Regions from separate parts of the Homo sapiens genome. Here region 2 is linked to region 1. Evidence: chromatin loops called from intact Hi-C (ENCODE). Cell type or tissue: sigmoid colon. All regions are shown on one strand. Links, peaks and the distances in the headings refer to the core of each region. The heading gives the core; the rest is flanking DNA.

Evidence for each region. Peaks named below come from ENCODE experiments on the same cell type or tissue, not always from the same donor. Only the 100,000 strongest peaks of a DNase experiment are listed, where the experiment ranks them.
Region 2: it touches region 1 in a loop (3-fold over the local background); 1 of 110 quality-filtered maps calls a loop at or near these places.

The regions. Positions count from the first base shown.
Region 1 is chr17:80,770,397-80,779,242 of GRCh38, reverse strand. All of the region lies in intron 6 of RPTOR (regulatory associated protein of MTOR complex 1), which reads right to left. Among named protein-coding and RNA genes, the nearest start is that of CHMP6, 220 kb to the left of the region's middle. RefSeq lists an enhancer at 4,026-4,095. In sigmoid colon, for the core only: no CTCF peak of the experiment used is centred there; DNase peaks (open chromatin) are centred at 4,442, 5,012, 5,502, 5,912 and 1 weaker place; H3K27ac peaks cover 434 bases.
Region 2 is chr17:80,954,890-80,963,735 of GRCh38, reverse strand. RPTOR (regulatory associated protein of MTOR complex 1) reads right to left here. Exons shown (of 34, transcript NM_020761.3): 29 at 6,006-6,112; 30 at 3,531-3,658; 31 at 2,256-2,342; 32 at 1,159-1,275; 33 at 679-808. Among named protein-coding and RNA genes, the nearest start is that of CHMP6, 33 kb to the left of the region's middle. RefSeq lists an enhancer at 3,832-4,349. In sigmoid colon, for the core only: CTCF peaks have their summits at 2,091 and 4,673; DNase peaks (open chromatin) are centred at 1,975, 3,935, 4,635, 7,265 and 1 weaker place; H3K27ac peaks cover 993 bases.

The DNA.
Region 1 (8,846 bases), core at 674-8,673:
TACAGGCAGAAGTTGAAACCACTGAATGGAAAGCCAGCTTACGGGCGCACACATGAGCTCCAGCCCTCATGCCTAGTCCGGCAGGACCATTCAGCTTGGGGTCTGTGATGAGGCTGAGGACAGCCATGGGCTCAGAAGGTGCATCTCAGCCCACGGCTGTGTTTCTGTATCAATTAACAGCACGGCTTCTCCAGTGACTATGACAGGTACAAACTGTATGTCTTGGTTTTGTGCTAAACCACAAAGATATGGTCCAAACACCTGGCGATGTCCAGTCCATGCCAGCACACAGATGTTTGGTTCCAAGACAACCAAGAGCAAAACCCATTCGCAGGCGCCGCGGCCAGACACCGCACATGAGGTGCCACGACAGTTGTTCCTTCTCTGAGGTCTCGTGATTTTACCGTCCTGATCCTCAGTCAATATTTTATTCTTTTAAGAGACCAGGTCTTGCCCCACTCTGCTGTGTGGGCTGGAGTGCAGTGGCATGATCTCAGCTCACGGTAGTGGTGAACTCCCGGGCTCTAGTCATCCTCCTGCCTCCTTCTCCCGAGAAGCTGGGACCATAGGCGCACCACCATACCAGGCTAATTTTTTGAAGAAAGTTTGGTACAGACTGGGTGTTGCTATGTTGCCCAGGCTGGTCTCAAACTCCTAGTCTCAAGTGATCCTCCCGCCTGGGCCCCTTGAAACGCAGAATGACCATTCTTTAATCGTGTGGGGTGTATGGAAAATGTGATGAAGAAAAACACAAAAGAATTAAAATGGAAGGAAAACTTTAGAAAGACTATTTCTTTGTGATTTTTCTAACTGCTGCTTTCAAATGAGATGGGAAAATGACTGTTCCAAAGGGTGCCAAGCAGATAAACAGCTGATCATTTTCCTTCTTCAGAGCTCCTGGGTTGCATTCGGTTTGCTAAGGAAGAACATAGGATTAGGGGAAGCAGTTTCACATACCCTGAAGGAGGTTAATTTTCTATCTGACATCAATTTTTATCTGTCATTAACATCAGGCTCCTAACAGCGGCTCCCAAGATCAGAGATGTCACTGGCCTAGCACCTTGCGGCACAGAAAGAGTGACTCGGTGTGATTTTAAAGTAATGTTGGTAATTTGATTAATCCATGAAAAACAGTATTTTTCAGAGTTGTTATATGATCAAAGTAAAATGGCAAACTTTTATGGTATGGAGTAGATACAAATGCCCTTAGGTTTTGTCTTTTCCCATTTGATAAACTGCATAATGAAATAACACTTTAACCCCAGCCACGGATGCTCGCTACACAGAAACCTGCTAGGGAAAGAGCTCCTTCCCTCTTCAGCCTCTGGCGTTCACCTTTTCTTTATACAGTTCCAAAGTCACTCCAGCAATACATCTATTTCTGCCATTCCTGCAGAAAACATTCTCAAAGTTAAAAATAGATCCAAAAGTCCAAGCTATGCTTATTTAAGACTTCATCACACCATTTACAAAAATTAACTCAAAACGGACCAAAGGCCTAGACGTAACAGCTAAAGCTATAAAAGTGCTGGAGTCGGCGCAGGCGTCAAACTTCATAACCTTGGATTAAGCAACGGCTTCTTAAACATGACACTAAAAGTACAGGTGACAGCAACAACAAAATAGATAAGATGGACTTTACCAAAATAAAATAAAACTTTCCCACCTCAAAGGACTCCATCTCAAAAAAAAAAACAACAAAGGCCAATAAGCCCATAAAAAGATGCCTGATGTCATTAGTCGTTAGGGAGATGCAAAGCGGAACAGTGAGATACCACTTCACACACAGCAGGACGGCTGGAATGAAGACATACCAGAGACACTTTCTCTAGTCCTGCTTGAATATTCAAGTTTTTAATAGTTTTCAACCACATATCTAAAATTATCCGTAAATTTCGAAATAACATGAAACCAGGTGATCTTTACTATCCAGATGACCTTTCCTGTCTCTTCCTCCCACACTGGCCTCCGCTCCCCCTTCACTTTCTTTTTTCTTTTTTTTTTTTTGAGAGGGTCTTGCTCTGTTGCCAAGACTGGGAGTGCAATGATGCCATCTTGGTTCACTGCAACCTCCGACTCCCTGGTTCAAGCGATTCTCCTGCCTCAGCCTCCCCAGTAGATGGGATTACAGGTGTGCACCACCACGTCCAGCTAATTTTTGTATTTTTAGTAGACAGGGTTTCTCCATGTTGGTCAGGATGGTCTTGAACTCCCGACCTCAGGTAATCTGCCCACCTCGTCCTCCCAAAATGCTGGGATTACAGGCGTGAGCCACCACGCCCGGCCTCCCCCTTCACTTCCTGATCAATAACTCAGCACTTGGGTTCACCAAAAAGATTTGGTCCAGATGTCACACTGTGGGGCCTTCTCTGTCTCCGGCCTTGTAATACTGGTCGGTCCAGATGTCACTGTGGGGCCTTCTCTGTCTCTGGCCTTGTAATACTGGTCCTTTCTTGCAGTCACGTACAGGACCTGCAGAATACAGTCTTTCCCCTGCAATATGCAAAGTAAGGAACATTTTCTCTCTGAAAATAATGTTGTGTTGAAAATGACACTTTCATATATGTGTGATTTGGGGCCGTGTAATTAGAGCAACCTTTTAGTAAAGAAGTTTGGCAGCGCCGGGCACAGTGACTCACACCTGTAATCCCAGCACTTTGGGAGGCCGAGGCGGACGGATCACAAGGTCAGGAGTTCAAGACCAGCCCGGCCAGCATGGTGAAACCCCATCTCTACTAAAAATACAAAAATTAGTATTGGGCATTGTGGTGCACACCTATAGTCCCAGCTACTTGGGAGTCTGAGGCAGGAGAATCGCTTGAATCCAGGAGGCAGAACTTGCAGTGAGCCGAGATCACGCCACTGCACTCCAGCCTGGGAAGACAGAGTGAGACTCCATCTCAAAAAAAAAAAAAAAAAAAGGAAGTTTGGCAAAAGATATCAAGAGCTATATACTTTGACCTACTGATCTTATTCCCAGAAACATATTCTAAGAAATAGTCCAAAATAAGAAAATATTATTATTTTTTTCTTTTAAGAGACAGGATCTTACTCTATGCTATGTTGCCCAGGCTAGAGTACAGTGGCACAATCATAGCTCATCATAACTTTAAACTGTTGGGCTCAAGTGACCCTCCCATCTCAGCTTTCCACGTAGCTGAGACTACAGCTGCATGCTACCATGGACAGCTAAGGAAGGTTCTATGTACCGCAAAGATGAACAGGAAAAAACTCCTTGCAAGCACTATAATTTTATGAGAGGGAAATGATTAAGTAATACTGTCTATAAATGTGATGGAATACTAAATTTGAAAATATCAATAGCAATATAAAATCAGTGATCTTCAAATTAAAAACAATACAAAATATATTTAATTCCAAGTAAGTAAAATTATGTGCATATATGGACAAATGTATGAAGAATATGGAATAGCAAAAACAGTGGATTCTGGGTAATTTTTCTTTCATTTCTTCCTTTTCATTGTTTACTGTTATAATATTATTTGTGCAATAAATTAAAAGATAGCAAAGGCTCCCTCTGGGGTTCTTACAATGATGGCTATTTCTGGGTCATGTGGTTTGACAGCCAAACGTGGGGGCTGTCTGTTTTTCATCCTGTGCCCAACAATGCTGCACCTTTGATGGGTTAGGCATAAGCCAGTATTTCTGAGCTAAAAAGAAATTTGATCATCAGTGGGAAACCAGGGCTGGCTCTGCCTCCTTGCTTCTGCTGCACTTTAGTATTTTCAACATTCTCAGCTACCCCCTGAAGCATCTGAGAAGAAGAAAACAACTCAAGAAGCCTAAACTCAAAGTAAAGAAAAGAGAAGACTGGCTGGGTATGGGGCTGACACCTGCAGTCTCAGTACTTTGGAAAGCTGAGGCGAGAGGATCGCTTGAGGCCAGGAGTTTGAGACTATCCTGGGCAACATAACAAGACCGCTACCTGTTCAAAAGAGAAAGAAAGAAGACTAAGAACAAGTCAAAGGGGAAAGTCTCAGGAAGAAAGGAGAAAAACAGCACAGAGAAAATGGCTGAAAACAAGAAGGAAGTGGGAGTAAAAGCCCTGCAGAAAAGGCTTTCCCATCTTCTCCACTGCAGGAAACAGGTGTTCCACCTTTGGGTTGAAGCAGCGGCTGGAAGCCTGGCCCCGGGCCAGGCTTGTGGGGCGGCTGAGGGGCCAGACTTACACCATGAAGATGCAGACAGCAAGACAGTGGAGGACGGACAGACACAGGCCCAGGAGCCCGAGGGAGGAAGGTGCAGAGACTCTGCCAGAGCACGACTACGCACAGGCGGGGCCCGTGGAGGAAAGCTGCATATAAGCAAGCAGCTTAATTACTTGAAAACCTTCCACGGCAGAGGGGCAGAGAAAGGGAATGATGAATGACTTGAGGACAGACACTGTGTCCGCAGCCTCCTTGATTTCTCTGTGGCATCTTACGGTCCCCTGCACACAGCGAGTCCTCAGGAAACACTGCGGGATGTGGCGCCGCAAATGCTACTTTGCACAGCTTCCCAGGGGCCGCCCCCATTACTGTCCCTGCCGAAAGCTCTGTAAAGTCCCCAACGGGAAGCTGGTTCTCGTGTAAAGTACGGCACGGCATCAAGTAAAGTGATAACATGTAATAACTTCAGCTCACGTTGGTGAAGGCAGGCAGCATGGAATAGTGAAAATAATACGGGATTTGGGATCAGAAGATCCGGGCTCCTGTTTGGCTCTGCCATAAATGAAGCTGTCCACCCCAGACGGCCGCACGCGGAGCATCTGGTACCTCATCAGTAACACAGTGATGTTTTATGCACTACGTCTGCTTTGACAAGTCCTGGGTTATTAGTAAGAGCAAATGTGACACCATAAGGGAGAATACTCTGTGGATTGTGAAATATGATACAATTCATACTCAACAGCTTACATGACATTGCGGCTTCCACTTCCAAAGCACTCTCCCGTGCAGCTCCCGCGCCGTCTGTGTCACACCGGAGCGTGAGCATCATCATCACACGGGCGCTGTCGAGAACCGAGAACTCAAGGCGGGTGGAGACGGGACCAGCTTGACATCCAGACTCCCAGAGTCCCCGCTTTCTCAGGATGTCACAGCGCCCTCGAGTCACACCAACAGGAGAGGAGCCTTTTAAAAACTTGAGGTGTTTCTAGTGAACACAATGATCAGTGCTTCTTTCAACGAAGAAATAGAAAAACAGGGAGTGATGGTTTACATTAAAGCCTGACTCAGCCTCGTCCTTTCTGACAGCCCGAGAAGAGGGCCTTTGTCAGGATTCAGCACCATAGCCCCCAGGGCAGGCCGCATAGCCCTGCGTGTCCACCGGGAGCTGTCTGGAGGGAATCAGAAGCGGTCGACGTCTGAGGGAGCTCTGATGCACAACAGAACACACTGAACACACCCAGGCACCAAGCGTTCCTCTTCCAGAAAGAACAGTTTGCTGGCAGCGCCACAGTGACTACACGTCCCCAGCAAGGCTACCCATCAGTCCCACCAGCCTGCCCAAGCGCCTGCCTGGAGGAGGGCCTGGTGCCAGAGGAAGCAAATCCAAATAACATCTAGGAGCCAGCCAGCTCAGAACAAGGCTGCGGGGCTGCCTTGTAAACAAACAGACCAGCCAGCCACTGGTTAACGGTTCCAACCAAGTCCTCGGTGTAAAAAATGCCCCCAGTGGCCTGCCTTGGAGCAAAGCACAGGCACAAATCAAAATAAAGGAAGGGCCTTTCCAACAAACTTTAAGTCCAACAATTGGCAAGGGAGTGAGAAAGAAGAAGAAAAACTGACCTATAAAAAGCAGAGACATTTTAAACGACTGTCTTCCCAGGCACCCCTAGAATATACTGCTTCAACAACCAACGTGGATATTAAAACCCACTGCCAGAGGCGCTATTTACCAGAGTGTGATGTAGCTGCAACTGCAGAGTCTCTGTGCGAACAGAGAAGTCCCCACTAGCTGTGTCTCTACCACAGTCCCTCGGGGCTTTGGTGACAAACTGCAGGTGAAGGGACAACATCCAGGGACATCAACAGCGCCTGCCCACCTGTCCCAAGAGTGGTGGTGCCGCTCCCGGGCAGCCCTGTGTCACTGGCTCAGCCAAACACACTGCTTTCTCCAGTGGGAGAGACCCAGGAACAACTCTGTGCCTCCCAATAGCCCAGTGCCAGCGCATGCCACCTGCAGACACACGGCTCTTTGAGAAAATCTCATTTTAAAAGCCCTGCATGCATGAAGCCACTTAAGTGGTGAGAAGGAGGAGGCAGAAGGTAATGAAGAGAAGAGCGCTCAGGTCAGAAAACCCCGGTTCAAATCGTAGCCCTGGCTCTGCCCCTGTACAGCCCCAGGCGAGTTCACACCTTGATGTCCGGCTGCCACCACTTACCTTTCACTTACACGATGAGGATAATGGAACTATAAAACAGGAATTACTGAGATTAAAAGAAACAAAAAGTCTTAATATGTACCTGGTACATAATGAAAATTAAATACACATTAGTCTGTTCCTTAAGAAGATTTTTGCTTACAAACTCAATAATGACCTCACAGTGCTAGAGCTGGTGCTTTAGTGAATGAAACAAGGTCCAAGCCATTGGATGAGCCGTGTGGCTGGTGAAGCTGCCGCAGGAGAATGGGGGCAGCTGCCCCTCATCAGGGAGGCACTGAAGACCAGACAAGGGCGGGGAGGGTAGGGGTGGGGGACCAGGCATGTGGGGGGGAGGGGAAGGGGAACAGGGCATGTGGAGGGAGAGGAAGGGGGTCCAGGCATGTGGAGGGAGAGGAAGGGGGTCCAGGCATGTGGGGGGAGAGACAGGGGGAACCAGTCATGTTGGGGACAGCACTGGTGGTCCCTGCTGGACTGGGGTCAACCCAGCACCATTTGGGTCAAGTGACAGGGAGGTCTAAGGGCTGCCCAAAACATCGAGGTCTTCTGAAAAATTGCTAGTATTGAGTTTTTGGATGTGATATTAAGGAAGACAATCCAAGACAAAGATGTACATTTATTTTTTAAAAGCAGCCAAACAGTGGCAGATTAAGGCAGGTGAACAGATTTCGACTCTGGCCTGTGTGGTCCAGGCACTCATTCACTACCCTGATACCCGAGGTGCCTCCTCACCTCTATGTGCAGAAATTAGTGTCAGGCCTGTAATCCCAGCACTTTGGGAGGCTGCAGTTGGAGGACTGCTTGAGGCCAGAAGTTAAAGACCAGCCTGGCCAATATAACAAGACCCCATTTCTACAAAAAATGTGAAAAATTAGCCAGGCATGGTGGTGTGCACCTATAGACCCAGTTACCAGGGAGGCTGAGGTGGGAGGATCACTTGAGCCTAGGAGGTCGAGGCTGCAGTGAGCTGTGACTGCCTCGCTACGCACCAGCTGGGGTGCCCGAGCGAGAAGACGGGCACGTCAGATCCAGCAGCAACAGCTTCCCCCATATCGGGGGCGAGGCCTGGAGCTGGGCATGGCGGTGGCTGGCTGAGGGACACGAGGGTTCAGAAATCCTGGGAGATGCCAGCTGGCCTCCACCCACCCCCACCCCACCCAAGTCTGAATGGAGGCAGCAGGGTTTCCTGTGTCATTCCTAAGGCCTCTCAGGTGATACCTTCCTTCCATTACACAGAAAAACAAGAAACACAAACAACCAGGGTAAACACCTGGGGCTGGGAAGGAGAGGGGGCGTTCTAGGTTGAGGAGACCTGATTACAATATTGAGGGCTGGACAGGAAGGGCAGAAAGGCTTGGGAGGTACCCCCTTCCGTCCTGAAGCTTAACTGCACCTGGAGAGAAAGAACTAGGCAATGAGGCCCAGGAGGGCCAGCGGGCGGCGGGAGTGCCCTCTTGCTGGGGTGGACCTTTTGTTTCAGGCATGAGAGGTTTATGCAGGTGTATATGACGAGGAAAGCGCTGGCAGAGGGAGAGCGTGAGGAAGGAGGGATTATCTCAGAGGGGTCAGGATAGTGATCGCTGGATGAGCTGCAGTTTCTCACAGGCAGAAGTACGTCAAGAGGAGGGCCAAGAACACAGCCGTGGGAGAACATACGTCCAAGTGCAGGAAGAGAGGCTGGCCAGAGAGTGGGAGCTTCAGAGAGGCAGCCGCAGACCCCAGGGCAGGGAAGGAGGTGCTGAAGGGGGTGTCCCTTGCTTCAGCTCTGCAGCGGACTCTTCAGGGGCAAGGATTAGGGACAGGCCAGTGAGGCTGACGGCTCAGAAGGCAGCGATCACCTCGATGGTTCCGGGAGAGCTGCTGGAATGGCAGGAAGGCAGGGGACTGCCCCGGGCCAGGAGAGGCAGCACACGCTGTATGCTGGGAGAAGCTGAGTGGTGACAGCAGCGCAAACCAGACACTCTGTCTAAGGGGAAGATGCCCGATTTAAGGAAAGAGGTGGGTGGGCTTAGGTCAGCTGCTTTCTGTGCTTTATTGCTGGTTCTGCTGGGGAAATTTGAGTACAAACATTTGTGGATTGGAAGGTGGGGATCTTGCGGACAGCAAAAGTGAAGACAGGAAGCGTTTGAGGCGGGTAAGTAGGAATTGCAGGTTGAAGGTGCTACCAGCAGTGCGATTTTCCTCTTAGAGAATGCAAACAGCATGGCTTCTTGAACAGTAACAGAGAAGATGTGTTCACAACTGATGATATCGTTGTCCTCCATTAGAAATGGTAGGTGACAGACATACCTGGATCCTGAACCTGCATGTCCATCCGACAGCCACCGCCATGCCCAGTTCTAAGCCTCACCCACACAGTGAGCTGCCCCTGCTGGATGAAATTTGCTCCTCTGTGTCCCCAAATGCCCTGGGCACCTTCCTCAGGAGAGCCCGGACCACGCTGCTGCTGAGATACGAACAT
Region 2 (8,846 bases), core at 628-8,627, 180 kb before region 1:
GAGGGCCGCAGAGGGGACGGGGTGAGGGCCGCACAGGGGACGGGGTGAGGGCCGCACAGGGGACGGGGTGAGGGACGCAGAGGGGACGGGGTGAGGGACGCAGAGGGGACGGGGTGAGGGCCGCAGAGGGGACGGGGTGAGGGCCGCACAGGGGACGGGGTGAGGGCCGCACAGGGGACGGGGTGAGGGCCGCAGAGGGGACGGGGTGAGGGCCGCAGAGGGGACGGGGTGAGGGCCGCACAGGGGACGGGGTGAGGGCCGCACAGGGGACGGGGTGAGGGCCGCAGAGGGGACGGGGTGAGGGCCGCAGAGGGGACGGGGTGAGGGCCGCACAGGGGACGGGGTGAGGGCCGCACAGGGATGGACACCCCGAGCGACTCTCCTGGAGGTCCCCAGGGATGGCTTTAGTGCAGGGTCTGAGGGCAGGAGCTTTGCCCCAGCCACTGTGTGTCAATTCCTCCCGGAGTGACGGGACTGGGGCTCTGCTTCCGGGGCGAGTGCAGGGTGGGGCAGGGGCCCTAGAGATCCTGGGACCCAGGCAAGTCCCTCCCTCAGGCAGCCAATGGGCCCCACTGTGGTGTGGGGTAGCCAGGCAGGACCCCTGCTGCCTTGTCCCCTTGCCTCCCATCCCTCTACCCCAGCCCCCGACCCCCGACCCCCACCCACCGCCACACTGACCCAGTGCGGGTGGAAGGCCAGGCAGCTGATGGCGCCGACCCGCTGGCCCATGAAGCCGTCGTAGTACTTGATGTTGTTGATGAGCTCTCCGCTGCTGTTGTAGATGGCGGTGAACTGATTGACGGAGCCACTGTGGGGAGAGAAAGGGTCCCGGCATCACTGCCCTCTTCTTTGAGGATGGAAGATGGGCGCAGATGCCGAGACCGCGGGGACAGGCCGGCTAGACCACGGGGACAGGCTGGCTCGGGGCAGGTGTGACCCTCTGGTCACTCTCACTGAGGACTCGGGCCTGGCAGGGCCCTGAGAGTTTATCCTGGGAGGATGTGGTGGGCAGACATCTTTTGTTTTTATGTCCCCACAGCAGTGAAATCCTCCCCTGCCCTCCTTCAGCTCCTGGGGGCAGGAACACAAGAGCCTCCCGTTTGCACAGAGGCCCGAGGCGGGTGAGCGGTGCAGGCCAGGGAGGTGGGTGGCGCCTACCATGCGATCAGGTCCGCCTGGGGGTGGATGTCCAGGGCCGTCAGCCCCTTCACGATCTGAAGCACATTTACCGACTCAGGCATCCGGGGATCAAAGATGCGCACATCTCCATTGACGCTGCCAAGAGAGGGTCACAGTGACACCTCCTCCCGGAGGCCCCATGAGGGGCCTGGCCAGGGGGACGGTGGAACCAGGTGTGTGGGGTCGCACACCTGTTTGCACACACACTGCTCAAGGAAAAAGCTGCCTGGATGCTCAGCGTCCCCAGTGAGGGCTGCCCAGGTGGGGCCCAGACATGCACCCATACTGGTCTCAGGGCCAAGGCTGTCCCCCACAAGCTCTCTCAGAGCCAGAAAAGGCGCGGAGCTTTCTGGCCTAGAGAAATGACCATGAGCACAGATGCGGGAGGAGGCTGTGAGCTCCTGGTTTCATTTCCAGCTAGAGATTAGATTTCATGCAACCGGGGCCTGCAGTCCCGGGAGACAGAGCCTGGATGGCAGGCTGTGGCCCGAGAGAGGGATGGCCTGGCCCTTTTGAGGCCCCGTGGCTCCTGCCTTCCACCCCCAGCAGGCGTCCATCCCAAGAGTTATGTTTGGTTTTTATATCACAAACAAGGGGGAAAAGAGCATCTCTTTGAAGAAATGCTGGCTTTGCATTCATAAATTACATCTTGCTCTTCCTTTAATAGGCAAATAAATATTCCCTGCTCTTGGTGCTGTATTTACCAAGAGGCAGAACTGAATTTATGTGCAGACAACTGCCACGTGCCTGGCAGACGCGCCGCCCCTGCCACCCTGCCACCCCTGCCCGTGGAGGGAGAGCAGCTGCCCAACTCCCCCCGGAACCCTCCGCAGTTGGCAGCCCAGGAAAGTTCCCAAAGCGCCTGCAGGTCAGGTGTCCCCCAGCAGGGGAGCAGCTGTGGCCCCTGGGCCCCTACGGGCTGCGCCTGATCTTTCTGGCCAGTTCCAGGGCAGGAGTTAATTACTGCCCGAAATGCCATCCCCTTCCAGCTGTTTAAATACCAAGGACGTATTTTAAATGGAGGGGAAAATAATGTTTTTACAGCAGAACGGCTGCTAAATATCGGCGCTCCTCACCTCACACTCACGATGTGGCCGTCGGGACGCTTCTGCAGGGAGGCCTTCACCACCCAGGCTGTGTGCTCCCGGTACGTCATGACGCGGCTGTAGGGGAGGGGGCACGCTCAGCGTGGGGCTTCCCTGAAGGACGTCCCCACCCTTCGGGGCTCTCACCGGGAGCTGCCCAGGTCTGCCTGTGCCAGCGGGTCCGCAGGCCCTCGCCCGTCCGCTCCCCACGAGGGGCTAGTGCTCACGCAGGGTCAGAGCCCCCTCCAGGTGACCTGCTCCAGCAGAGACCCCCTGTGTCCTCCCCAGGCTGGCTCAGGGCTGGGCCCTAGGTCACCGTCAGGCCGCTGGAGGACTGTCTGAGCCACATGGAAGCTGCCCAGAGACGGGGGCCAGGCGGCCATCGCAGCGCTCCCAGGCCCTGCCCACCCTTTGCTTTGCTTCCCTCAAAACTCCTCATTGTGTCTCCCCGATCTGTGCAGACTGGAGGGTCAGGAATGAGAATCCCAGACCTAAAGCTGATGAAGCTGGAGGCACAAGGACCTTCTGGGAATCCTCGCTCTGTGCTGGGTGAAATTTACTTCTGCTGCATGAGCCGTGTGGGCCAAGACGGACTGTCCCCTGCTAGGCCCGGACAGCACCTGCCCACGGGGGTGCTCAGCAGAGGCAGTGCCCGGGGCTGCTGTGCCCACGCGTGTGCCCTGTCCCCTGCCAGACATGGACAGCACCTGCCCACAGGGGTGCTCAGTGGAGGCAGTGCCCAGGGCTGCTGTGCCCATGCGTGTACCCTGTCCTCTGCCAGACGCGGACAGCACCTGCCCACAGGGGTGCTCAGTGGAGGCAGTGCCCAGGGCTGCTGTGCCCACGTGTGTGCCCTCAGACATCCCTCCCCAGACACTTGCTGCATGACCCAGGAGGTGGCAGGCAGTGGCAGTATTCTGTTCAGGTGAGCTCAGAGGTGGCAGGTGCCTGGCTGCGGCCCTGCCTCACCCCGACAGCCTCTGCCTCCAGTCCACTGGCTCATCCCACATGGCCTGTCCCCTGTGCTCCTCCATAGGCTGTGGGGTGGACCTCTGTGGGGCAGACCTTTGTGGGATGGGCCTCAGTGGGACGGGCCTGGCGGCTTTGGGGAGCCCAGGACTGGCCTAAATACGCCACTGCAGGCTCCTGGGGAAGCTTTGCATCTCACTGAGAAACCTGGACCCAACCAAATGGCAGTGACACGGCCCTACCACCTGGAAGGTACCCTGCCAGCACTCGGGGAGGGAGAGGACAGGGTCAAGGTACCATTCGCTGAGTGCCATCCTTCTGTCGTAGACGCGGATGGAGCCGTCACCGAGGCCAGCCACGATGAGTGAGCGGTGGGAATCACAGGACAGACTCGTCACACAGCTGTCTGCGCCCGTAGGGATGTCCTAGAGCCAAACACAGGCAGCCCGGTGAAGACCGGGGCACCGAGCCACCCTCCCTGCTGTCCTGCAGCGCCAGGACCCCTCTTGCTGCCTGCCTGGCTGTGGGGATCACCCTCCCTGGCTGCAGGGGCCTTTCTCTCTATCCAGGGAAGCATCAAAGGCCTGGGGAGCCCAGGAGTCCCAGGGAGAGGCAGGGGCTGGCAGGACAATGAGTCACGCCCTTATCCCTTGGCCCTGGAGGGACAGCCCTGAGGCCCTGAGGCGCCTGGGACCCAGCCAGTGAGGCAGAGGCCAGCCCCACCCCGAGCGGAGGCCTGCAAACGCCTCTGGGAAGGACTGGCTGTCAGTGCCAATTAAACTTCCAACCTCTCTCTGTTTCCTAAAAAGGAAAGCAAAGCACATTTTGGCAAGGACTCCTCACTGGCTGCGTCTCAGAACTTCTAATGAGCTATGGGACGAGTCCAGGAGGGGTCATCTGGCTCCCTCGGGGGCTCTAAGTGCTGGAGAAGCGGGGGCGGGGGCGATGGCACCTGCCAGGGACGCAGGAGGAAAAGGGCCACGAGAGGGAGAGCGCTTTCCACGCACGATGGGCGGTGCTGGGTTGTGCACTCCAGGAGGAAACACAGGCGTGGGGATGATGGGGCCAGACCCCTGCGAGGGGCAGAGCCGGCTCTGGGAGCACCTGCTGCGCTCTGTGCCTCCACCCACCTCTGCAGGAACAGCACCTGCCCCGCAGGCCACCTGGGCCTCTAAGCCCCCACTGGTGACCAGACCCTGAGGATCAGGGTGTCCACGCTGTGCCCTGAGGGCTACGTCTCGTGTGGAGCCACAGCTCCAGACAGGTGCAAGACCCCCCCACCCCAAAGAAGGTGCCATGAAAGCTGCTGGTGCCTCGAGGGATCCACGGTCACGTCAGAGGGGAGGCTGCCCACACGGGAAGGCCTGGGCCAGGTTCTCGGGCTGCTGCTGCCCAGAGCAACCACAGCAGCTTCGAGCAGCTGAGGGTGCCCAGGCCTCCCCTCTGCTGGGCCTGCTCCACACCGCCCTCTACGGCAGCAGGGCTGAGCCATCCCTCCTGACACCAGATGGCCTGCCCGGGAGAGAGGCTGGGTATGGCCTCTGTGCCACACCTCTCCCTGGGGACCCAGAGGAAGGGAATACTGGCTCTAAAGCCACCTCAGGCGCTGCCCCTCACAGTATCTGTGGTCTCGCCTCTGCTCCAAATGAAGTCAATGCAGTTAGATTTCTGCTGAGCGCGGCCTGCTTAGGTCTCTACCACTTTTCCAGGCTGTCTTGGGCAAAACCAATGTACTCCGCTTTTTGTCAAAACTGAAAATAGCAGATGCTTTAAGAAGCAAAGAGGCTTCTGGCCGGGCGCAGTGGCTCACGCCTGTAATCCCAGCACTTTGGGAGGCTGAGGTGGGCGGATCACGAGGTCAGGAGATAGAGACCATTCTGGCTAACACGTGAAACGCCGTCTCCACTAAAAATACAAAAAAAAAATTAGCTGGGCGTGGTGGTGGGCGCTTGTAGTCCCAGCTACTCGGGAGGCTGAGGCAGAAGAATGGCATGAACCCAGGAGGCGGAGCTTGCAGTGAGCCGAGATCGCGCCACTGCACTCCAGCCTGGGCGACAAGGCAAGACTCTGTCTCAAAAAAAAAAAAAAAAAAAAAAAGAAACAAAAATCTTCTGTCTTCTGTAGCGGCTCACACCTATAATCCCAGTGCTTTGGGAGGCCAAGGCAGGAAGATTGCCGGAGCCAGGAATTCGAGACCAGCTTGGGCAAATACTGAGACCCCTGTTTCTACAAAAAGTTAAAAAAATTAGCCAGGCGTGTGGGTGCATGCCTGTAGTCCCAGCTACTTGGTGGTGGGGGGGGGGGGTGAGGTGGGAGGATCACTTGGACCAGGAGGTTGAGGCTGCAGTGAGCTGTGATTGCACGACTGCACTCCAGCCTGGGTGACGCAGGGTGACAGAGTGAGACCCCATCTCAAAAGAAAAAAAAAAACGCCTCCAAATAATTAATCATTCTAATTTACAATTGGTCACCCTACTGATTTCTGACATTCCTTAATTTGCAGAGAGAAGACACTACTTGCAAACACTCAGAGCTGGCGCAGCCTGAGCCATACTGCAGCGCAGGGCTGGGTGTTGCAGTTCACCTTCATCCAGAGGCCTCAGGGAGCCCACGTCTCCTCCCAGCATTGTCCCGGCACTGTCCTCCCAGGCCCTGACTCCACCCCTGGGATGGCCAGGCCTCACCGCACACTTTGCTGGGTTCTGTGACGAGGACCAGCCCTGCACACACTGCCCCACAGGCCCAGGGCTTGGGGGACACCTGCATGGTTACCTGCACCTTCATCTCACGGTCTGTGTCCCAGATCCGGACGATCCGCACGTCTCCTGAGCTCATGAGGAGGCCGGTCTCCTGCTCCCAGTCCACCACCATCCCAGCTCCTGGAGAGATACAGTGGGACATGGCATCACCCCATGGGCCCTTGCCTTGGGCAGGCTTTGGGGCCTGCTCTGGGCAGCAATTTGGCCAGCAGCTACAAGGTACCCCTGCCACCATCGAGCCCATCTGGTGGGTCCATATGCCTCATATGAGCTCCCGCTAGGGACCCTGGTGTGCCCCACGTCCAGGCTGGGGTGACAATTCTGAGCTGGAACTCCCAAGTCCGGGCCGGGATGACAATTCTGAGCTGGAACTCCCAAGTCCAGGCTGGGGTGACAGTTCTAAGCTGGAACTCCCAAGTCCAGGCCGGGGTGACAATTCTAAGCTGGAACTCCCAAGTCCAGGCCGGGGTGACAGTTCTAAGCTGGAACTCCCAAGTCCAGGCCGGGGTGACAATTCTAAGCTGGAACTCCCAAGTCCAGGCCGGGGTGACAGTTCTAAGCTGGAACTCCCAAGTCCAGGCCGGGGTGACAATTCTAAGCTGGAACTCCCAAGTCCAGGCCGGGGTGACAGTTCTAAGCTGGAACTCCCAAGTCCAGGCCGGGGTGACAATTCTGAGCTGGAACTCCCAAGTCCAGGCTGGGGCGACAATTCTGAGCTGGAACTCTGAGTCTTCCCCTGACTCGACTATGCCCCAGGCATCGCTAGAGGGAGCAGAGCCTTCCAGGAACATCTGTCTAAGGTGTCCACTGTTCGGAGCAGAGCCTTCCAGGAACGTCTGTCTAAGGTGCCCACTGTTCGGAGCAGAGCCTTCCAGGAACATCGGAGCAGAGCCTTCCAGGAACATCTGTCTAAGGTGTCCACTGTCCAGAGCAGTGCCTTCCAGGAACATCTAAGATGCCCAACATCCGGAGCAGTGCCTTCCCGGAACGTCTGTTAGGTGCCCACCGTTCAGAGCAGTGCCTTCCAGCAACGTCTGTCTAAGGTGCTCACCATCTGGAGCAGACCCTTGCAGCGACGTCTAAGATGCCTGCCGTCTGGACGCCTGGGCAGAACTGGCAGGTCTGGGTGACTTTAGGAAGGCTGTTAAGGCTTGAAGATGAGGGTCCTCCTTTTGGCCCTATCAAAGCTTGAGGAAGCCGGTTCTTCTGAGACAAACAGGAGCTCGGCATGGGCCACGGGCCGGCAGCCTTCAGACAGCAAGGGGCTGACTCCCGACGGCTGGCGTCAGCAAGGGATGGACGGAGAGAATGGGGCAAGGGCTGCCCTTTGTGTGGGGATTAGACAGAGCAGAGCAACCCCCACCTCACGTGACGGCCTGTATTTAAAACCAGATTCAGTTCTAAAACTGTAATGATAACCATTTTAAGATACAGAAAGGAACACCATAGTAATCCTTGTACCCACCACTCAGCTCTAACTTTGCTAACATTTTACCATTGTTTGCTCTTTTTTTTTTTTTTCATAGAGAAGCATAATTTTAGACACAGTAAAAGCATCGTCTGCCCCTGCGCCTGCCTGGGAGGGCTGTCCCTTGGGCTGAGGGCGCCTCCCAGGGGCTGCTGAGGTTTTCCTGCTTACGCACGCTCATCAACAACGTAACATGCCTTCCACATTTCAAAAAACCTCTTCAGTGTCAAAATGGGGCCTATTTTCTAGCAACTTGCTTCTTTAATGTTAGGCTTTGAGGATTTATCTGGCCCAAGACACACAGCTCTGGTTAACTCATTTAATCTTGCGTTACCTTCCACTGTACAACTAACCCCGTCATTTGAGCTGCCCCTGGCTTTGTGAACCATGTCACAGTCAACAACTTCACGTGTCCTTGCGGGTGGAGAAGGAAGCGCCTAGAACGGAACTGCCAGTCATGTATCCTGCATGACTCTGATCTCCCCAGGGAAGGCCATTTCATTCCCCAAATGGGTGACCATCTACACTCTCGGCAGGACACACACAAGCCAATGTCCCCAAATCCTTATCGATGTGTGGTGTTTGCCGTTTTTTTTCACGACAGACAGTTGCACATATTTTTATATATATTCTGTAACTCGTAGATACTGCAAATATCTTTTCTTATTCTGCCACTTACATTACAACCGTGACATTTTTCTTGTGGTCATGAAGAAGTCTGTAGAGTCAAACCTATTGATGTCTTTACCCTCAATCTCTTGTTCAATCTGTCTTTTTGTTCCTCACTGTTAGGAAGATTTCCTCTTGATTTTTCTCTGAAAGGCTTTTACAGGTTAGGTCTCTCACTGTGATGTGTTTTGTGCATGGTGTGAGGTAGGGGTATCACTGCATCCTTTTCTATATGGCATCAGCTGTCCCAACACCATTTAGCAACATGGCTCCTTCCCTAGTGCGCAGAGGTACCCTGCCACTTGCGGCCCTTCTGGGCTCACTGCTGCGCTGAGGGCCCTGGTGCCTCTTGGCCTGGCTGCCCTGCAATTGCAGCTTCTTAATGCCGTCTGCGCCTCTTCAATATTGCCTTGGCTGGTCTGCATTTTATAAAAATCTCTCCTGGGAATATAATCAAAAGTGTATTAATAAATCCACAGATTAATTTGAGAACTGCCAATCTCCACAATGATGAGTCTTTTCATCCATGGCTATGGTGCCATGAACACTGCATGTGCCTTTTATAGTCTTCAATTAGAGTTTATGCTTTGATCTGTGAAGAAAGTGCATTTGTTGGATTCATTCCTAGGTATCTTGCAGTTTTTATTCCCGTTGTCTATGATTTCTTTCTTTCTTTCTTTCTTTTTTTTTGAGATGTAGTCTCACACTTTTGCCCAG